Regions from separate parts of the Homo sapiens genome. Here regions 2 and 3 are each linked to region 1. Evidence: chromatin contacts called from ENCODE Hi-C or POLR2A ChIA-PET data. All regions are on one chromosome and are shown on one strand. Each heading gives the region's core, a stretch centred on a gene start or an enhancer-like site at or near the end of the contact. The rest is flanking DNA. Distances are from core to core; before and after follow the strand shown. Region 1 overlaps HMGA2 (high mobility group AT-hook 2). Region 2 overlaps HMGA2 (high mobility group AT-hook 2). Region 3 overlaps HMGA2 (high mobility group AT-hook 2).

Region 1 (2,950 bases), core at 184-2,683:
ATTTTACCGCTTCTTCAGTATATTCTTTTTTTTTTTTTTTGAGATGGAGTCTCACTCTGTCACCCAGGCTGAAGTGCAGGGGCGCGATCTTGGCTCACTGCAACCTCTGCCTCCCAGTACAAGCGATTCTCCTGCCTCAGCCTCCTGAGTAGCTGGGATCCCTGGTGTGCATCACCGTGCCCGGCTTTTTTTGCATTTTTTGTAGAGACGGGGTTTCACTGTGTCACCATGTTGGCCAGGCTGATCTCGAACTCCTGACCTCAAGTGATCTGCCTGCCTCGGCCTCCCAAAGTGCTGGGATTATAGGCATGAGCCATAGCGCCCAGCCGACTTCTTCAATATATTCGTATATGTGAATTGAGCCTTCCATTTCTTCCTTTACCTCCTCTTTCATCCATTGGAACCAGTTGACTTTTTAATGTAAAGTATAGAAACTCAGCCGCTCTGACCCTGTTTTGATTCCAAACCCTTGTACCTACCAGACCATTTAGGAAGACTGGGATAAATAAGCATTATAACTCCAGGGAGCTTTCTGATTTCATGATCCATTTCTGTTTCTTAGGGGCCAGACAGTGCTAGGCTTACAGGAGACTCAAAATCTGTAGTTAACCACAGCAATAAATGAACACAAAGGAAATGCAGATGTAAGTAGGGGATAAACTTTGAGTGGTTCCATCAGTAGTGATTCATGATGTTGAACTACAATAATATTTTCCTCCACACACTCTCCCAGTTCCCATTGTGACACTGGAGCAGCATTTAGGGAAGACAGTTAGGCTTGGGGGTGCGTTCTGTGGTCATGGCTGTGGAAGATTGGTCCTACGGCTGTTAATCTGGCTGACAAATGTTTCATCAACATGCATTGTTGAAAGTGACATGATGCACAGTGCTGGTTAAGAGTCGCGTAAATAATAAAATGCCCAAGATGGGAGAAGAGCAGTTTTCCTGGCTTCTCCAAGTTTGAGCTGCAGAATCAGAAGCAGTAGAATAGAGAGAGAAGAGACAGGACACTAGCTTGGGTTCCAGCCCCAACTCTGCTGCCCTGTGCTGCGTGGCTGCAGCAAGTGACTTATCTAATAACTGTGGGTCTCAGTTTCCTCACTCATAGTATTAATGATCATTTCTCAGGAGTATTAAATAAGAGCATGAGTTTAAAGAGCCCAGTCCCGTGCCCAGCACAACGGAGGCTACCCTCCAAAGGTCAGTCCCTTTTTCTGTGTGTTTCATCCTCTCTTGGCAGCCTGTTTGCTGCATCTCTCAGCTGACTTTTGTCCCTTCCTGCTCACTTAGTCAATTCAGAGATTACAGTTTGTACAATAATGCGCTGCCTTGTCTTCTCGCTGGTGAATCTGGACCGGAGTGCTCTGCCTCTGCGCCGACACTCACTCTGATGGTCTTGGCTGGAGGACAGAGGCTGCTGGCAAAAACCTAAGAGGGAACATACCGTGGTAGCAGCATGAAAGAATTTGGCAAGGAGGTGCTCGTCACATGATTGTGATTCATACTGTACTCTCAAAATGTGGCAGGAGGGCTAGGAGAGACTTTTAATGCCAGCACACAGAGCAGAGACACTCATTTTCAAACATCACATTCTTTTTATAGTACAGGCATGCCTCACAGGGAAAATATTGAACTTGGCCTGCCAGCACCACGAGAGTCGTCCCAACTGTGATTTTATTGCTTGAGTCACTCCCTGAATCAGATACTGGCTGCACGGAGGAAGTCTTCTATTAGGGATGCTTTGAAATTGTGTTTTTAATTAATTAACACCAACTCTGGACAGGTTTTTCATTTACTCCTAGCTGACTCTTTTTTGTCTTTTCTTTTTTTGCCTGAAACTTGTTAGACATTTTTGTAAGGTCTCAGTTGGATCGCTTTTAAGTATCCTGGTGAAAGAGTCATCTGTGTTGGGTGACCAAAGCGAGGGGACCCTTCAAAGTAGAGTTTGTCATCTCCGAGAGAATCTGATCCATGGGAATGGGGTCGTCAGGAAAACGGTCCCTAAAAGTCTGGCATAGCACTTTTTGATGCCTTCAGCCGTCCTCAATCCATTCATCCTGTTGTTAAAACTTAAAACTAGAGCTGGCCAGCTGTTGAGAAAAGTCCTCAGTTTTATTTCAACCAAATGATGCTGCCTCCTGGGGCTGGAAGGGGGCTGACTTCAAGCACAATTATAAATGTGTAGCTCTTTCAAGCGGCGGAAACCTACAAAATGGCCTTGATTCACAGGGCCCCTCTGGCTCAAAGACTCTCTGCTTCCCGTGTGTCATAAATCTGTATCTGCATCAAAAAGTGTAAAGACGGCAGTGTATGGAAGTCCCTCTTCCTCTGCGAGTGTGTCTATGACAGATTTATACTGATGGCTACACTGCACCCCGGTCACAGGCTCCTATTATAGTCATGCCCCACTGACTCAGCCCCCATTTCCTGTGGAAGGGGAGACAAGGTCCTGCATGAAGGAGGGTGAAATTACAGCTCAACTCTCGAATTGCTGTTAGTACAGGAGGACCTTTAAGGGCTGCAGCAAGACCCATTTTGTTCATAGCAACATCTACTGTCTCCTCACCCCAGTGTGGTCACAGCTAAAACCTAAGGCATTTAGTTTCATGACAAGATATGCCATGACAGGGTACTCCAGAATTCAACAAGGCCAAATGGATACATGCGAAAAGAACAAACCACCTCATTTGTTATAATTTTTGTTTCTTCAAAGTGGTTTTCTTTTTCTTCCTGAGGGTACAAGTTTCAAATGTGGAAATTTTTTAAGGTAGCATTTGAATCCACCTCTCTATTAGTATTTGCAAATGGATGCAGAACAGGACTGGTTTTTGAAACCACCTCCTTGTTAGAGATTTTTCATCCTTTGCAAACATTGTAGGGTTTCAGAGGTAGCGGCTGGTGAGAACCCTCTTGTGTTTGACTGCAGCCTTCGAGGTTTAGAGCTGTCCTG
Region 2 (2,950 bases), core at 120-2,619, 38 kb before region 1:
CAGGTGGATCACCTGAGGTCAGGAGTTCGAGACCTGCCTGGCCAACATGGTGAAACCCCATCTCTACTAAAGAAAAAAATACAAAAATTAGCTGAGCATGGTGGCGCGCTGCTGTAATCCCAGCTACTCGGGAGACTGAGGCCAAAGAATCTCTTGAACTCGGGAGGTGGAGGTTGCAGTGAGCTGAGATTGCACCACTGTACTCTGGCCTGGGTGACAGAGCGAGACTCTGTTTCAAAAAATAATAATAATAATAATTAAAATTTCATATACTACAATAGGGTGAATGAAATTGTTCCTGTTATTTATATAACTTCTAACACTTAGCTTGCTATCTTCAGCTTTTCCCTTGTCTTATCTAATGGTTTATGAGGCATTTACTCTTTTTCCATTTCCATCTGCTCTTATGGTTGAAAGGCTAAAACTGACAACTTTCAGATGTATCACAGAGACATATCAAAAGAATTCCAACATGAAAGGTATTGGGTTCATGTGCAGAAGTAGTGAATAAATAAGCAGGGTTGGGTGAGGTTAAGAGAGTGCCACATGATCTATGTGGTAATAAATAGGTGAAGTGCCCAGGAGAGAGAGATGAGCAGAAGAGACCTCTCCAGTAGTAGACATTGAAGAGGAGGATTTTAGAATTCGTCTCTTAAGACATTCACTGCCAAGTTCCAACAGAACATCATGGACAAAACATATCTAAATGAGAAGGAAACTTTGGGACATTGAGGATGGCTTGGAGTGGAAATGACCTGGAAGGTTGCAGTGATCCCAGGCAGGAGAGGACAATGGCCGTGTCTGCAGTGGTACAGTCTGAGGGGGAAGGTTGCCGACTGACGTGTGGGGAACTGGGAGTGTGGCACTGGAGAAGACCAGTTGGAAAATTGATTGTCCTGGCTGTGACAGCTGAACCATGAGGACTGTCTAAGAGCACTGAAACTGGGGAGAAAAGAAAGTAGCCTGGACATGGTAATGCTTAAATGAATACTTACATGTGATACCGTAATTATCAACAGATTTAAAATCTGTTGAATATACTGTTCAAGTTTAAATCTGTTGAATATACTGTTCAAGTTTATAGAAGCAAGAAACTTCCCCCCATATTTGTACTGTATTAATCTTTTGGTTTCCTTGCCTCAATTCAGTTTTGTTTCATATTTAATTATGGGGCTGAAAGTACATAAGTTTGAGTAGTCTAGAGTGGAATGTGGTTAAATATCCCTGCAGATTACTTTATGTGTTTCAGTATTCTAATAAAATCAGCCGCAGTGATCCATATGGGATTTGTAGATGCTGTTTTCCCGAGGCCCTTTTCTCTATGGCTGTCTGTGACCTTAGCCATTGACTCGCTTAATCGTTTTTGGCCTCCTAAGTCAGTGATTCTGAGCGGGCAGAGTGGTAATGTGATGTCATGTCTGGGGCATGAGCCTGCATCCTCGCCGCACAGGGGTCCCACCCTTCCTGGTCTAGGCAGCTCAATGCACAGTGCTTGGCGCATCGTGAGTGCTCAATAAATTCAGTTGCTTTTCCCGTCTCTCTCTGGATCTCAAATAGAAATATCCAAATTTGAGAATGCCACCAAAGCATTAAGTTCCCTAATTAAAGTCCATAGTAAAAGCTGAGGCAGATGTGTGGGAATGCAGTTCCAGACACTGTAGTTAATCTAGGAGAGATGATCGCACTGTATTTACAACAAGGCTTCCCATGCTCATGAATCATAAGAACTCTTACAGGATTAATGAGTTTTAACTTAATGCAGAATTTTTAAACTATGTGTAATGCTGGGACATTTCAAAGTGTTTGTCATGAAAAATGGCTGATGAAGGTACACATTTCGAGATATCCTGTGTTCCACCTACGTTGTTTGTTATCTTGTTGACATCTTCTGTTCCTTTTACAAAAAGGTCAGAAGGAAGTCCCTCCACATTTTCTGTAGATTGCTAGATAAGAGAAACATCAATATAGAAAGGAACATTTTGATAGCCTTACACATTTATGTTTTTCAAAATAAAAAAATTCTTTAAATAAAACTTTCTTTCGTGCCCTTTCTCTGGTAGAGAGAAAAATTAGCCCCCTTTTCTTTCAGAGACGTGCCTTGTGGGCTTTGACCAGTTTTCCCCTAATGCTGGCATTTTGTAAAACTGTAGAACAAGATCTCAATTAGGATGTTGACATTCACACAATCCATTCATCGCGATTAGATTTCCCCAGTTTCGCATGTACTTATTTGTGTGTGTGTATGTGTGAGCATCAAGTTATATACAACTTTATCACATGTAGGTTCATGTATTCACTACCAAAGGTATTATTATTTTTTAAGTTCCAGGGTGCATGTGCAGGATGTGCAGGTTTGTTACATAGGTAAATGTGTGCCATGGTGGTTTGCTGCATCTATCAACCCATCAGCTAGGTATTAAGCCCAACATGCATTAGCTATTCTTCCTGATGCTCTCCCTCCCCACTCCGGTATTCTTTTAAGACTGTCAGTTGCTCAGGAGTTTGTGGCACATCCCATGATGACATACACTAAATTTGTCTTCTCTAAGTACACAAGAACTTTGCATGACTGTAGGAATGTGGGGAGAGGAATTCTGGCCCATGGTTCCTGTCTTTGGCTGTGCAGTTACTCTTTCACATTCCCTCATTATAAAGGTCTGGCTGGCCCTGGCAAAATCATAGGTGGGCTTTGCACACAGCTAACTGCTTGCCTGAAGTAACTTACACTTTTGTACTGCATTCAGAGTTCTGCCAACTTCAGAGGCCAGGAAAGAAAGAAAGGATTGGCCTGGGAGTGTAACACACCTGCTTTTCCTGAAGGCACATACAACAGGCGTATTTGAGTACCTGCTTGCCCTTTGGGATATATTGAAACACATGCCTGTTTCGTCCTGAAGTTGTGGATGAATACCTTCATCCCCTGGAAATTCCTTGTTTCACATAGATTTTA
Region 3 (2,950 bases), core at 239-2,738, 38 kb after region 1:
CATTACTGTACACTATGCAGACTTTGTAAACACAGTACACTTGGGCTACACTAAATTTATAAAAAATATTTTTCTTTCTTCAATAATAAATTAACCTTAGCTTACTGTAACTTTTTTACTTTATAACCTTTAAATTTTTTTAACTTTTTTACTCTTTGTAATAAAACTTCACTTAAAACACAAACACATTATGTAGCTGTACAGAAATATTTTTCTTTATATCTTTATAAGCTTTTCTCTATTTTGAAAATTTTAATTTTTTTTAATTTTCAAACTTTTTGGCTAACAACTAAGACATAGCACACACATTTGCCTAGGCACACATAGGGTGTGGATGATCAAAATGTCAGTAGGCAATAGGAATTTTTCAACTCCATTATAATCTTCTGGGACCACCACCATATATGCAGTTCATTGTTGAGTGAAACGTCATTATGTGGTGCATGGCTGTATTTATATCCGTATAAAGATTACACATATATAAAGGATGCAAAGACAAAGAGTACATATATATTTATATATGTAGTGTACTGTATATATGCATGTATGTATGTATGTATGTATGTATCTTACTTTGGGATTTCCTTTTTTCTAACCTTCTTACCATTTTAAGAATTGGTCTATGCACAGCAAACTTTTAGAATCGCAATTAAAATATTCAGAGAAGTGGCCAAGTTTTTGTATAGGTGTTTGGATACTGTGCAGACAAGTTCTACATTTCTCTGTTCTCAAAACTCCTTCCTACATAAATACTGAGGACTGTTCTCTGGCCAAAGTTTGTCAAACCATTTCTCTGAGTAACAAGACTTCCTCATGTTTTCCATACTCTATAGTTCAGTGTTGCAGCCTTCCCATACTTGATTTTTAAAGCGGAGTTTTGTTTTGTTTGTTCTTAGTGCATTATGACTATAAAATGTAAAAACCTTTCCTCTTTGAAGATAAAAGGAAGTAATCCTAATTTTAAACACTTACTTGTTTTAAAAAATTGAAAAAAAAGTATCGACTTGATATGTCTAAAGAGACCTATGTATATATGTATTAGATATTTATATACATACATATGTATGTATATATGTAATATATATCATATATATATTTTAGAAATCTGCAAATTTAAAAAGGGAGTGTTTAGATTGCAGAAGACCTATCCCTAAACCCCGAATCCCAGAATTCTTAAGCTAGAAGGGCACTTGAGAGGTGATCTCATCTATAAAGAGATGTATATTTAAGGAGCTAATTTACACAGGTAGATGACAAAACCTTACACCAACTCTTCAAGCACAGGAAGCACCTTACACGAAACACTTTGGTGAATGCTCATTTCTACTCAATTTTAAACTAAATTCAACTGAAAATACCTCATTTTAAAGAGGATATTCAGTTGACTCACTGGGGAAAAACAATTGGATAAACTGGTTGTTTGCCCTTACCGAGATAAAATCACTGATAAGTTGAATGCATTTTTGTAATGTGTCAAGACAGATGGCTTTAATAGTCACACATATTAAGTATGGGATATGTGGCGAGGAATAGAGGTTTTTATATACAGAAGTAAGAACTGTAGAGGGGGGAAACCATGAAAGATAGAAAAAGATGAGAAGAAAGAGGACAGAGATGATACACTCAAGAAAAGCTGCCTATTTCAGAGTAGAATATATTGTAAGCCCCAGTATAGTTGAATGCTTACAAGAGGAGAAGCTTTTAGCAACTCCTTTGTTTCTTAATGTATATATTATATCTGAACAGAATGCTTCTTTCCTGTGAGCTAGACAGTAGGAAGTAATCTATCTTCAACCTTGTTTGGTGTGTAAATAAAACTTTAGAAAGGGTCTATTGAACTTTGGACAGGCAAGCTCCATGAGCTCTCCCTCACTCTTTGAGGCAGGTTAAAGGGTACGGCCATGACCACCACCTTAATCCTTCAGGGACTATTTACAAAAGATTGAAAAATGTGCCCAGGGCCCGTACCTGCCCCTCTGTGGAACTAGCCCAACTCAAGTGGGCTGGCAGGCAAGCCTGGCTTTCATGGGGACAGAAGAGAGAGTTTGCGGGGAGCTTGGCATTTTTCAACACATGCTTTTTGGCTTCTCCTACTGAATTTGTAATTTCCATGATATTTGGTGGGAAAATGGACACCGGCCTCTTTTGCTTTTTGTCTGCTGCTTTGCAGCTATTGGGATTCTGCGCCTTGGGATAATGAAGCAGGCTGTCATTTCCTCCCCCTAAATAATGCATTACAAAGTGGAAATGCAAATTTCCTGTGCAAGCTCTAAGTAGCAGGTGGTATTTCCTTAATATATTGTTTTTGACCTTTGGGGAAATTGGTATTACGAGCTGACTTTGGAAAATTAAAATAGCATCAAGGTCCTACATTTTAAATAAAACAATCGATATCTTAATTTTTAAAATCAGACTAGATTACGATACCAGGAAAAGACATACATATTTTGCTTTTATGTGTTAAAGTTTTGTAATTCAGGGAGGACAAGAAAAGGGATATGGTGCAGCTGAACTTTCTAATTCACTAAGACAGGAAAAAAGGAAGGAAAAAATGTATATTTTTAAGTTTCAATTTAAACCTTTGCTGTTAACTAAATGCTTTGATATGATCAGTCATACAAAGAGTTAAATTAAGCATGGAGCTGTTCAGATGGCAAATCTGCGTTGAGCTGAAGGTAAAAGACATCTGTATTTTTCATTCATTTGCTCAGCAGCACTAAATTTCAAGCTTGTTTTTTGTTCAGCATCAAAGAAAAGGTTGTTTTATGGTTATTGGATTTTTTTTAACCCACATATTTCATGAAAGGGACTCAAGTCACTGGGTCTTTATATTCTTTTAAGTTATTTTTCTGCCCACAGCCATTCTGCAAGCCATCTTGTTGAAGAGGGAAAACATAATTTCATTCTTTTTCTCTTCCTTTGAAGAAAAAAATTTAAGAGATTTAAATAC

What was found. Hi-C counts contacts between places; a loop is a spot of excess contacts on that map. ChIA-PET counts read pairs that join two places held with the same protein, here RNA polymerase II (POLR2A). Pooled maps may share reads with other maps.
Region 2: a loop to region 1 is called in a pooled map, with 3 times the contacts of the local background. The contact joins two enhancer-like sites. A Hi-C loop is called at or near these places in 3 of 50 pooled maps. POLR2A ChIA-PET finds 5 or more read pairs at or near these places in 2 of 52 experiments (T-cell and activated T-cell).
Region 3: a map of Calu3 shows a loop between it and region 1 (2.6-fold over the local background). The contact joins two enhancer-like sites. A Hi-C loop is called at or near these places in 6 of 168 maps with a recorded cell type or tissue (Caco-2, Calu3, HepG2 and 3 more), 1 of 37 single-sample maps with no recorded cell type and 2 of 50 pooled maps. POLR2A ChIA-PET finds 5 or more read pairs at or near these places in 8 of 52 experiments (AG04450, GM12878, H1 and 5 more).

The regions. Positions count from the first base shown.
Region 1 is chr12:65,890,703-65,893,652 of GRCh38, forward strand. The region is part of intron 3 of HMGA2 (high mobility group AT-hook 2); the gene reads left to right. Among named protein-coding and RNA genes, the nearest start is that of HMGA2-AS1, 9.9 kb to the left of the region's middle. RefSeq lists enhancers at 774-1,686, 1,327-1,621. Within about 2 kb of position 1,434, at least 20 of the 41 ENCODE cell types and tissues checked have a DNase peak (open chromatin) inside an H3K27ac peak, as active enhancers do; they include endothelial cell of umbilical vein, where a contact is called at or near this core.
Region 2 is chr12:65,852,267-65,855,216 of GRCh38, forward strand. All of the region lies in intron 3 of HMGA2 (high mobility group AT-hook 2), which reads left to right. All of the region lies in intron 2 of HMGA2-AS1 (HMGA2 antisense RNA 1), which reads right to left. Among named protein-coding and RNA genes, the nearest start is that of HMGA2-AS1, 29 kb to the right of the region's middle. Within about 2 kb of position 1,370, at least 2 of the 41 ENCODE cell types and tissues checked have a DNase peak (open chromatin) inside an H3K27ac peak, as active enhancers do.
Region 3 is chr12:65,928,416-65,931,365 of GRCh38, forward strand. All of the region lies in intron 3 of HMGA2 (high mobility group AT-hook 2), which reads left to right. Among named protein-coding and RNA genes, the nearest start is that of HMGA2-AS2, 19 kb to the right of the region's middle. RefSeq lists an enhancer at 1,770-1,914 and a cis regulatory region at 1,835-1,848. Within about 2 kb of position 1,489, at least 2 of the 41 ENCODE cell types and tissues checked have a DNase peak (open chromatin) inside an H3K27ac peak, as active enhancers do; they include endothelial cell of umbilical vein, where a contact is called at or near this core.